Linked DNA regions of Homo sapiens: region 1 is linked to region 2. A link is an interaction called in ENCODE POLR2A ChIA-PET data of the cell type or tissue named here. Cell type or tissue: Caco-2. All regions are shown on one strand.

The links. ChIA-PET counts read pairs that join two places held together with the same protein. Peaks named below come from ENCODE experiments on the same cell type or tissue, not always from the same donor. Only the 100,000 strongest peaks of a DNase experiment are listed, where the experiment ranks them.
Region 1: POLR2A ChIA-PET joins it to region 2 with 7 read pairs; 1 of 35 experiments calls an interaction of 5 or more read pairs at or near these places.

Annotation. Positions count from the first base shown.
Region 1 is chr17:83,089,494-83,094,493 of GRCh38, forward strand. METRNL (meteorin like, glial cell differentiation regulator) reads left to right here. Exons shown (of 4, transcript NM_001004431.3): 3 at 3,674-3,733; 4 at 4,763-5,000. Among named protein-coding and RNA genes, the nearest start is that of METRNL, 12 kb to the left of the region's middle. RefSeq lists an enhancer at 1,637-2,272. In Caco-2, no CTCF peak of the experiment used is centred here; DNase peaks (open chromatin) are centred at 58, 438 and 2,488.
Region 2 is chr17:81,852,861-81,857,860 of GRCh38, forward strand. P4HB (prolyl 4-hydroxylase subunit beta) reads right to left here. Exons shown (of 11, transcript NM_000918.4): 3 at 2,593-2,726; 4 at 2,282-2,419. Among named protein-coding and RNA genes, the nearest start is that of P4HB, 5.2 kb to the right of the region's middle. RefSeq lists an enhancer at 2,617-3,116. In Caco-2, no CTCF peak of the experiment used is centred here; a DNase peak (open chromatin) is centred at 2,225.

The DNA of each region.
Region 1 (5,000 bases), 1.2 Mb after region 2:
ATCTAAGTCCCCGCAGCAGCGTCCCCAACCCCACCCTGCCGGTCCCTCCCACCCTGTTCATGCTAGCTCCTGAGAGACCTGCCTGAGATGTCCACACCCCAGCCCTCCCCCTCCGAGGAGGATGGACCAGGATTCCAACCCTTTGCCGACCCTCCCCACCGCCCTGGAGACGAGGTGCAATGTGTCCGTGAGCAGCGCGTTCCGCAGCCTTTATGAGCCTGGCTCCTGTTAATAATTGTCTCCCGATTGTCTCCCGGCGTCCACCGGCGTCCACCCTGCATTCTCCGTGAAGGTGACTTCTGCTTTGTAAAGCTCAGAATCAGAACAGGGAGGTCTCCAGGGTGCTCCTTACGAGCTCAGCTGTCGTTGGGTCGTCTCCAGAGGCTTCTAGCAGGCGAGGCTGCAGGCACTGACCGTCCCCGGCCCCACACCCCTGCCGTCAGCCGGGTGAGCCAGGGCGGGGTACCCAGGGCACGTGAGGGCAGCGTCTCCATCCTCCCCCTCGGCCGTCCGCTGAGGTCGTGGGGCCGTGACTCACAGAGGGCGAAGTGCTAGGGCTTGCATACCCTCACGCGCCCAGGCCCCGGGGTGGGACGCATGTGGCTGGGCCTGTGGGCTCCCCTGCCCCAGGGTGGGAGCCACACACCCCCGCCCCGCCCCAGGGTGGGAGCCACACACCCCTGCCCCGCCCCAGGGTGGGAGCCACACACCCCCGCCCCGCCCCAGGGTGGGAGCCACACACACCCCCGCCCTGCCCCAGGGTGGGAGCCACACACACCCCCGCCCTGCCCCAGGGTGGGAGCCACACACACCCCCGCCCTGCCCCAGGGTGGGAGCCACACACACACCCCCCACCCCCCGCCCCAGGGTGGGAGCCACACACACACACACCCCCCCACACACACACCCCCCGCCCCACACACACACCCCCCGCCCCACACACACACACCCCCCGCCCCACACACACACCCCCCGCCCCACACACACACACACCCCCGCCCCACACACACACACCCCCGCCCCACACACACCCCCGACTGTGCTGCTGACTGTGAGGATGGACTTCCGGCACCTCCTGCCTCCTGCCTTTGCAGGACCGCCTGGCCCAGCCCCAGCTGCCATGGCTGCCCAGCCGGAGGGTGCTGCTCAGTGAGGGGACCCTCGGGTGGACTGGGGTCACCACGCTTCTGTCGTTGACCAGCTCTCTCTCAGCCGAGGCCACCTCCACTCACATGAGGCGCCCTGGGCTGGGACCTCTGGCCCTGTGGTACGGGGCAGGTGCTGGCGTGCAGTCTCACCTGTGGAGGATAAAAGTGCTGCCTGAAATTTGAGATCCCCCAGTGCTCCCTCCTTGTTGCTTCCGGACGTGAGTGGTGGTCTGTGCTGCTGGCCTCTGTCCAGCACGTGCCTGCATCAGGCCCAGCATGGTCTGCAGACCCCCAGCCGGCGAGTGGGATGGGGGTCCACATAGGTGAACTAAGTGTCAAGGGTGGGCCACACCCCGGGGCCCCCATAGGAGAGCGCACCGGGCGGCTTCCAGCTTGGGGGTCAGGAGGCCCCCGTGGTGGGGGCTGCAGTGTGAGTCTGTACACATCAGCAGGAAGGGGATTTGGCCAGAAGCTCCCATTCTGGAGGGTTGCTGGGATGGCAGAGGTGCCCCCCCAGTGCCAGGCTGGACCGGCCTCAAGGTGCTCAGCAGTGCCAGGCTGGACCGGCCTCGAGGCGCCCCCAGTGCCAGGCTGGACCGGGCCTCGAGGCGCTCAGCAGGCTGTGCAGTTTCTTTTTCCTGATACCTTAATGGAAGCAAATGCAGGAGGAGGTGGGTGGGCCGGTGAGTCAGGCACTGAGCCCGGCTGGGAGGCGCCCTCACCCCTGCCTGGCGGAAAGTGCTGGCCTTGTCTCTGGGTCCCTCCTACCTCCACCCTGCGGGGTCCACAAAGACCTGCGCTTGCCCAGTGCACCGTAGACTCCAGGGTCTCCGTTGACCACATGTGCAGGCCCTGAGGGTCCATGTAAGTTCCTGACCCCAGAAGGCCTCTGAGCAGCTGTCCCCGCCTTGGCCAAGGTGCCAGATATGTGTGCTGCCCTGTCCCCTGGGACCCCCAGTCACCAGCAGCTGGCTCGGGCCTGTACTCATCAGGCAGGTGACAGCTCAGCTCACTTCAGCCCAGCAAGGGCAGCCGGCCAGGGGTGCAGACGGCGTTAGCTTCTTCCAGGGCCGGCGAACCCCAAGTCAAGGTCGTCCCAGCTCTTGGCCAGGGACGTTTCAGAGCCTTCAGAACGTGAAATGGCACCGGCGAAACCAGTGCCATTGAGATTTCACGTCTCAAAGTTTCTATTGCGTTAGGAGACTTGGGGCCAAAACCTAGAGGCTCAGAACAGGTGAGGCCTTGAAACCTGCAATAAGAGCAAATAATAAAACCATGTTTTCCAAGTCCGTCCCGAGTGTAGGAATGCGGGGCGTGCAGAGGTTTCTGTTTCACAGTGGCCCGCCCATCTAAGAAACTGGGGCGAAGGGCAGGGCGAGGGCTGGGCCGAGGGGAGAAGGTTGTTGGGAAAGCCTGGTTTGGCCGGTACGGGAGCTCATTCTGAGAAGCCTCCGTGCTTTCCGCATTCTCTGGGGGAGGCCAGGCCCCGCAGGGTTCAGGGGCTTCAGAGGGGGTTCTGTGAGCAGGGCTTGGCTTGAAAGCCATTTGGGGCATGCACCTCATCCCGCGGCCAGGTGGCATCCGGGGAAGGGGCCGGGCCGATGGCCCTGACTGGAACTCACTGCCCTGCTGGGTGAGGCCCCACGCCGGTGGCAGGTGGACGCGTCGCTGCCTGCTTAGGGATCCCCTTCCTGGAATCTTGGCCTCGCTGGCCCTTCCAGCCACATGGGGGGTCCCGCGGGATGGGATCCTCCTTTTGGGTGCCGCTGCCGTCGCGACCCAGGGAAGTGGGCAGCAGAGCTGTGGGGAGTGTCTGCCCTTCGAGGAAGCTGGGAAATGAGGGTGGTCCCGGCGCCGTGGGCCGTGGAGGTGGGTTGGGGGCGACTCTGGGAGGTGGGGGTGCTCCTGGCGCCGTGGGCTGTGGAGGTGGGTTGGGGGCGACTCTGGGAGGTGGGGGTGCTCCCGGCGCCGTGGGCTGTGGAGGTGGGTTGGGGGCGACTCTGGGAGGTGGGGGTGCTCCCGGCGCCGTGGGCTGTGGAGGTGGGTTGGGGGTGACTCTTGTCTGGTGGGTTCGGTTCAGCCCCAGTGGGCTTTGCATTTGCAACAGGCACGTGAGCGATTTCTCAGTGAGTCCGGCTCAGCCGCACTGAGGAGATAAGTGGGGAAAGAGCACAAAGACCCCTCCCCACGAAGGCCCTGGGACATGGCCGGACTGAGGGTCTTGCTCTCGGACATGTGCCCATCATGGCCGAGGTGCAGGTGCCTTTGGTCCAGGTGGGGCCGAGGGGTCCCCTGGGTGAGACCCCGTCGTGGTCGAGGTTGTGTTTTCTGTCTCCCGTGCTGCCGGCCCCTCCAGCACGTGCCGCCAACTCACATTTGAAGTGGCGTTGGTCACAAAGGTGCCTTGACGTGGACACCCTCCCTGACTTGGCTTTGCTGAGTGTGAGGATCCTTTGACGGTGGTGGGCGGCGTTCCAGAGCCTGTCCCGTCCAGGCTGCTTCCTGACTCTGCCTTTCTTCTCCAGCGCCGTGCCGTCCCTGCAGTGACACCGAGGTGCTCCTAGCCGTCTGCACCAGCGACTTCGGTGAGTGTCTCCTCGGCAGCTTCTACCTCCTGTGCTCCTGGTTTCTGCCACATGGAGCTGTTTGGGCCCAGGAGTCCCTCTTCAGGGCCCAGGACAGCCTTCCGGTGCTGCGTGGACCCTCCTGGAGGGGCACACGCTGTGGAAGCCCTGGGCTCGGCCCTCCACCAGCCCTGGGGACAGGGACGCCACCGCCCACACTTGGAGGGAGCTGGGGGTTGTTTTGGTGACTGTCAAACATTTTCCCATTTTGTAAATGAGATCACTGCTCTTCGAGGGGACTCTTGAAGTCCACTGTCTCCCAGCAGCTCTTCTTGCTGAAGTGCTTTGTAAACAGCATTTTATCAGCAGCCCAGAGCATCCTTGGCGTTGGACACTCCTTGCCCCCCACCAGAGTTCACGCTGTTCCAGGCCTGAGGCCCCCGGCGGCTCTGCGGCTCTGCAGGAGGAGCTTTGGGGTCCCAGGGCTCCAGCCCCTTTGCTTGTGGCGTTTGCACAGACGCCCTGTGGGAAAGGTTTGGCCTCCCGTCGTGTGGTGCCGTGGAAGCCATGTCCTGCAGGCCCCGGCTCTGCACCCCACCTCCAAGCTCAAGGACAGGCCCCTTCTCACTGCTTTCCCGGCCCCTGGCATGGAGTTGGGGCTGGGCAGGGGTCTCCAAGTGTGGCGCGAAGGCTGTCCCCATGCCCACCCTCTCCTGTGAGCTGCACCGGGTCTGTCTGATCAGGACACAGAACTGCAGGGGCACCCTGTGTATCAGCTGGACTTGTTTGTTCTGTTTTCCCATTTAACAGGTCTGGCCCTTGGTAGAAAGGGCACCTGTTCTCTGACGATGTCTAAGTATCTGGGACACCCCTTGGCAGCTTTCTGCTGTTACATTGTACTTTTCTCTGGGAATTTCCACGCTAGATGGCAGAGTCGGGGGTCAGCTGCCCGTTCCAGTGCCCATCGATGCGGGGGCAGGGGGAGGTGCGGTGGTCTTGCTGTGTGCTTGCCTTTGCTCACTCCCTGTCCCCATCTCCTTCCCCGCACAGCCGTTCGAGGCTCCATCCAGCAAGTTACCCACGAGCCTGAGCGGCAGGACTCAGCCATCCACCTGCGCGTGAGCAGACTCTATCGGCAGAAAAGCAGGGTCTTCGAGCCGGTGCCCGAGGGTGACGGCCACTGGCAGGGGCGCGTCAGGACGCTGCTGGAGTGTGGCGTGCGGCCGGGGCATGGCGACTTCCTCTTCACTGGCCACATGCACTTCGGGGAGGCGCGGCTCGGCTGTGC
Region 2 (5,000 bases):
CACAGGGTTCGCGAGTTTCGTGGGCTCTGGAGAAAGTCTGCCCCAGAACCCAAGTTTCAGGACAAGACTTGGAACTTTCTCTTTAATAAAAGCTCTAAAAAGACCTTTGGTTCCTTCAACTTTATCCAACACTTCACTGGCTTTTTCTAGTCAGAGGTTTAATTTCCTGGGCACCTTGCAATGGCAATAGACTAATTTAGCAACTCTCTTCCCTTCAGGGGACATCAAGAGAATGTCTCCTGGTAAAGAGCATCTACTGTCTTGAGTTATCTTGAGGAAGTGGCTGCAAAAACAGCTAAATGACAAGAACAAGAACATGGAAGCAAGCCATCCTGACCCACCCGCACCACCGCGCTCCAGGAAGCTGGCTCTACCCTCCCTCCTACCTGGTCCCGGGGAGTGCTGGATGCTCCGTGCTTACTACAGAAAGTGAATGGGTCGGTGGCTCACACCTGTAATCCCAGCACTTTGGGAGGCCAAGGCAGGCGGATCATGAAGTCAGGAGTTCGAGACCACCCTGGCTAACACGGTGAAACCCCGTCTCTACTAAAAATACAAAAAAATTAGCTGGGTGTGGTGGCGGGTGCCCTGTAGTCCCAGCTACTCGGGAGGCTGAGGCAGGAGAATGGCGTGAACCCGTGAGGCGGAGCTTGCAGTGAGCTGAGATCGCGCCACTGCACTCCAGCCTGGGCGACAGAGACAGACTCTGTCTCAAAAAAAGAAAAAGAAAAAAAAAAAGAAAGTGAATGGGTTCCTTGTGTCCAAAACCACTCAGCCCCAATCCCAGAGGCTGCCCGTCTGACCGTTTGGCTTATGATGCTGCTGTCTAAAAGGTTCTTCTCCCCTCTGGAAACGACACAGGACAGGAGCTGAAGGTCCGATCGCCCCCGGCCGCCCTCCTGCCCCTCACTCCCCAGGTCCCTCCTCTCCCGAGACTTTCTCTCCTATCCACACTACCCTGGCTCTGAGCGGCACAAACCCACCATCACCCACATCCAGGTTCAGCTGTCCCTAGAGCACAAGTGTGCGGCCCCAGCCCCACCTGCCTGGTGACCGAGAAAAGAGACAATAGAAACCCACAGGCCCCATCTTGACACTGTGCAAACAAGGACCCTGCTGTGTCCTGGTAACGGGGAGAGGCGGCTAAGAGGCCACACTGTCCAGGAGCCCTTCCCCAGGAGAAGGACAGCGGGATCAGGATGGCAGTTTTCACAGTGGATCCTTAGGGGTCATAATGCCCTTGGGGCTGAGGGGCATACGAAGTGTGGGTGCCACCTGGGTGGGAACACGCCCAGAGCGCCAATACTCCAGACCTCTGGGTAAGGAAAACGTTCTGGAAATAGGGATGCTGCAGGACGCTCTGAATGTAGTTAATACTTTAGAATAGTTAAAACGTGGCCGGGCGCGGTGGCTCACGCCTGTGATCCCACCATTTTGGGAGGCTGAGGCAGGCAGACCACTCGGAGCTCAGGAGTTCAAGACCAGCCTGGACAACACAGCAAAACCCCATGTCTACCAAAAAATACAAAAACTCAGCCCAGCGTGGTGGCACGCGCCTGTAGTTCCAGCTGCTCGGGAGGCTGAGGTTAGAGGATCACTTGAGCCTGGGAAGCAGAAGTTGCAGTGAGCTAAGAATGCACCACCGCACTCCAGCCTGGGCGGCAGAGTGAGAAACCCTATCTCAAAAAAAAAAAAGGCAAACGGGGCCAGGCGCGGTGGCTCACATCTGTAATCCCAGCACTTTGGGAGGCTGAGGTGGGTGGATCACGAGGTCAAGAGATTGATACCATCCTGGCCAAAATGGTGAAATCTCATCTCTACTAAAACAAAGATTAGCTGGGCATGGTAGTGCATGCCTGTAGTCCCAGCTACTCGGGAGGCCGAGGCAGGAGAATCACTTGAACCCAGGAGGCGGAGGGTGCAGTGAGCCGAGATCACGCAACTGCACTCCAGCATGGGTGACAGAGCAAGACTCTCCCAAAAAAAAAAAAAGGGCAAATGTTGTTACATGTTTTATCATAATTGAAAAAAAAAAAAAAGCTAACAGTCAAAAGCAGTTCTGAGGCGGCTGTGGCAGGAGAGTGGCCAGAAAGCCCACAGCTGAATGCGAAGACCAGGCCACAGGCATCAGCGCAACACCCCAACTTGGCAAAGCTGCAGAACATACCTATTGGGCCAAAGGTGCCAGGAGCAAGGTTCCCTTAACGATAAGGAGAGCAACGCCACCCTCTGCAGACCAACCCCAGAACTAACCTGGGCAGAGCTGCCTGGGGCCACTCACCTTCTTAAAGAGGACAACCCCATCTTTGTCGAGCTGGTATTTGGAGAACACGTCACTGTTGGAAGTGATCCCAAATGGTATGTCATCGATGGCCTCTGCTGCCTGCAAAAACTGCTTGGCAGAGTCCGACTCCACGTCCTGAATGAGGAGGGAGAAGCAGAGGTCGTCATGATCCCGCAGCACCAAGCAGTAGGGCAGACCCTGTAGAGCCCAGGCCAGGGGGGACACGTGCAGAACTGCCAGCTGCAGGCTGTGGACCCCTCCTCAATGGATGACGGAAGGAAGGAAGACTGGAATGCTCTGGTCTCTACCTTGAAGAAGCCGATGACAGCCACCTCGCTGGACTCCACCAAGGACTCTGCAGCTGCGCCGTCAGGCAGGGTGGTGGCAGCCGGGCCCGTGCGCTTCTTCAGCCAGTTCACGATGTCATCAGCCTCTCTGCCAGCTAACCCCAAACAAATGTAGGTTCTACTCTCAAACAGGGAGTGCCGCCTGCCCTGCCGCGCCTGCTCCCGTCTCTGCTCTCTGCCAGCCAGGCTGAGGACACCTGAATCAACCTAAGTAAGATGTTCTCCCACCATGGAAGAGGCCCGGTGCCGTCCGCCCGCCTCCTAAACCCCAGTGTACGTGAGACTGTGGTTGTGTTTATGGGGAGTGGAGAGGGAAGAGGGTGATTCTGTCTCTGAATAACAGGATCACAAACCCATTTTTTTTCTCTGATCTCTCTGCATTTTCTTTTTTCTTTTGACACAGGGGCTCACTCTGTTACCCAGCTGGAGGGTAGTGGCAGAATCTTGGCTCACTGCAGCCTCCACCCACTGGGCTCAAGCAATCTTCCCAACCTCAGCCTCCTGAGTATCTGGGGTACAGATGCACGCTACCACACCCAGCTCATTTTTGTATTTATTGTAGAGACGGGGTTTTGCCACGTTGCCCAGGCTGGTCTTTAACTCCTGTGCTCAAGCAGTTTGCCCACCACGACTTCCCAAAGTGCTGGGATTACAGGCATGAGCCACCAATCCCAGCCCTTTTTTTTTTCTTGGAAGACAGGGTCTTGCTCTGTCACCCAGGTTAGAGTGCAGTGGCATGATCATGGCTCACTGCAACCTCGAACTTCTGGGCTCAAGCAATCCTCCTACCTCAGGCTCCCAAGTAGCTGGGACCACAGGCATGTGCCACCACACCCAACTAACTTTTTTTTTTTTTTTTTTTTGAGGCGGAGTTTTGCTCTTGTTGCTCAGGCTGGAGTGCAATAGTGTGATCTCGGCTCACTGCAACCTCCACCTCCCGGGTTCAAGCAATTCTCCTGCCTGACCCTCCCGCGTAGCTAGGATTATAGGTGCCCGCCACCACACCCGGCTAATTTTTGTATGTTTAGCAGAGACAGGGTTCCCCATGTTGGCCAGGCTGGTCTCACTCCTGACCTCAGGTGATACACCTGCCTCAGCGGTCTCCCAAAGTGCTAGGATTACAGAGGTGAGCCACTGCGCCCAGCAATGTTTCTTCTTTTTTTTTTTTTTTTTTGAGACGGAATCTACCTCTGTCGTCCAGGCTGGAGAATGCAGTGGCGCCATCCTGGCTCACTGCAACCTCCATCTCCCAGGTTCAAGTGATTCTCCTGCCTCGGCCTCCCAAATAGCTGGTATTACAGGCGCCCGCCACCATGCCCAGCTAATTTTTGTATTTTTAGTAGAGACGGGGTTTCACTGTGTTGGCCAGGCTGGTCTTGAACTCCTGACCTCGTGATCCGCCCGCCTCGGCCTCCCAAAGTGCTGGGATTACATGCGTGAGCCACCATGCCCGGCCAATTTTTCTATTTTTTGTAGAGATGGGGTTTTGCCACGTTGCCTAGGATGGTCTCAAACTCCTGGGATTAAGCAGTCCGCCCACCTCGGCCTTCCAAAGTGCTGGGATTACCGGGATGAACCACTGTGCCCAGCCCTAGCTAATTTTTGTATTTTTTGTAGACAGGGTTTCACCATGTTGCCCAGGATGGCCCTCTGCATTTTAAAAATTTTATTTTTTGAAACGAAGTCTCACTCTGTCACCCAGGCTGGAGTGCGGTGGCACGATCTCAGCTCACTGCAACCTTACCTCCCAGGTTCAAGGGATTCTCCTGTGTCAGCCTCCCAAGTAGCTGGGATTACAGACGTGCACCACCACGCCCGGCTAATTTTTGTATTTTTAGTAGAGACGGGGGTTTCACCATATTGGCCATGCTGGCCTCGAACTCCTGACCTCAGGTGATCCACCCGTCTCAGCCTCCCAAAGTGCTGGGATTACAGGCATGAGCCACCGCACCCAGCCTGTCCTCTGCGTTATCTAAATTTTCTTTGACATGTACATCCATCAAACACATGTTCTCACCCAGGAGTCTGACAGCAGGCCTCATTTTAGAGAGGTGGACAGTAACTCAAAACTCAGTGCCAGTTTTCTACCTCTGGGAACAGGCTGACGCCCCGCCCACCTGACTCCCGCGCCTCCTAACTTATCCCAGGCGTTTCGGGAGTTCTCGCCAATGGCCCACCCTCCATGCCTCCCAGACCAGGAAGAAGATGACACACTTTTATGCCACCAAAGGCGGTCAACTGACAGGAAAGAAACTTCCTCCTCCTGGGAGACTGAGGCTAAGGAATGATGCCTCTCCTTTTTCCCTCCTAGAACTTGACTCCCTGGTCCGAATCGGGAAAACCCCATTCAGATGTAGAAGGATTCCACC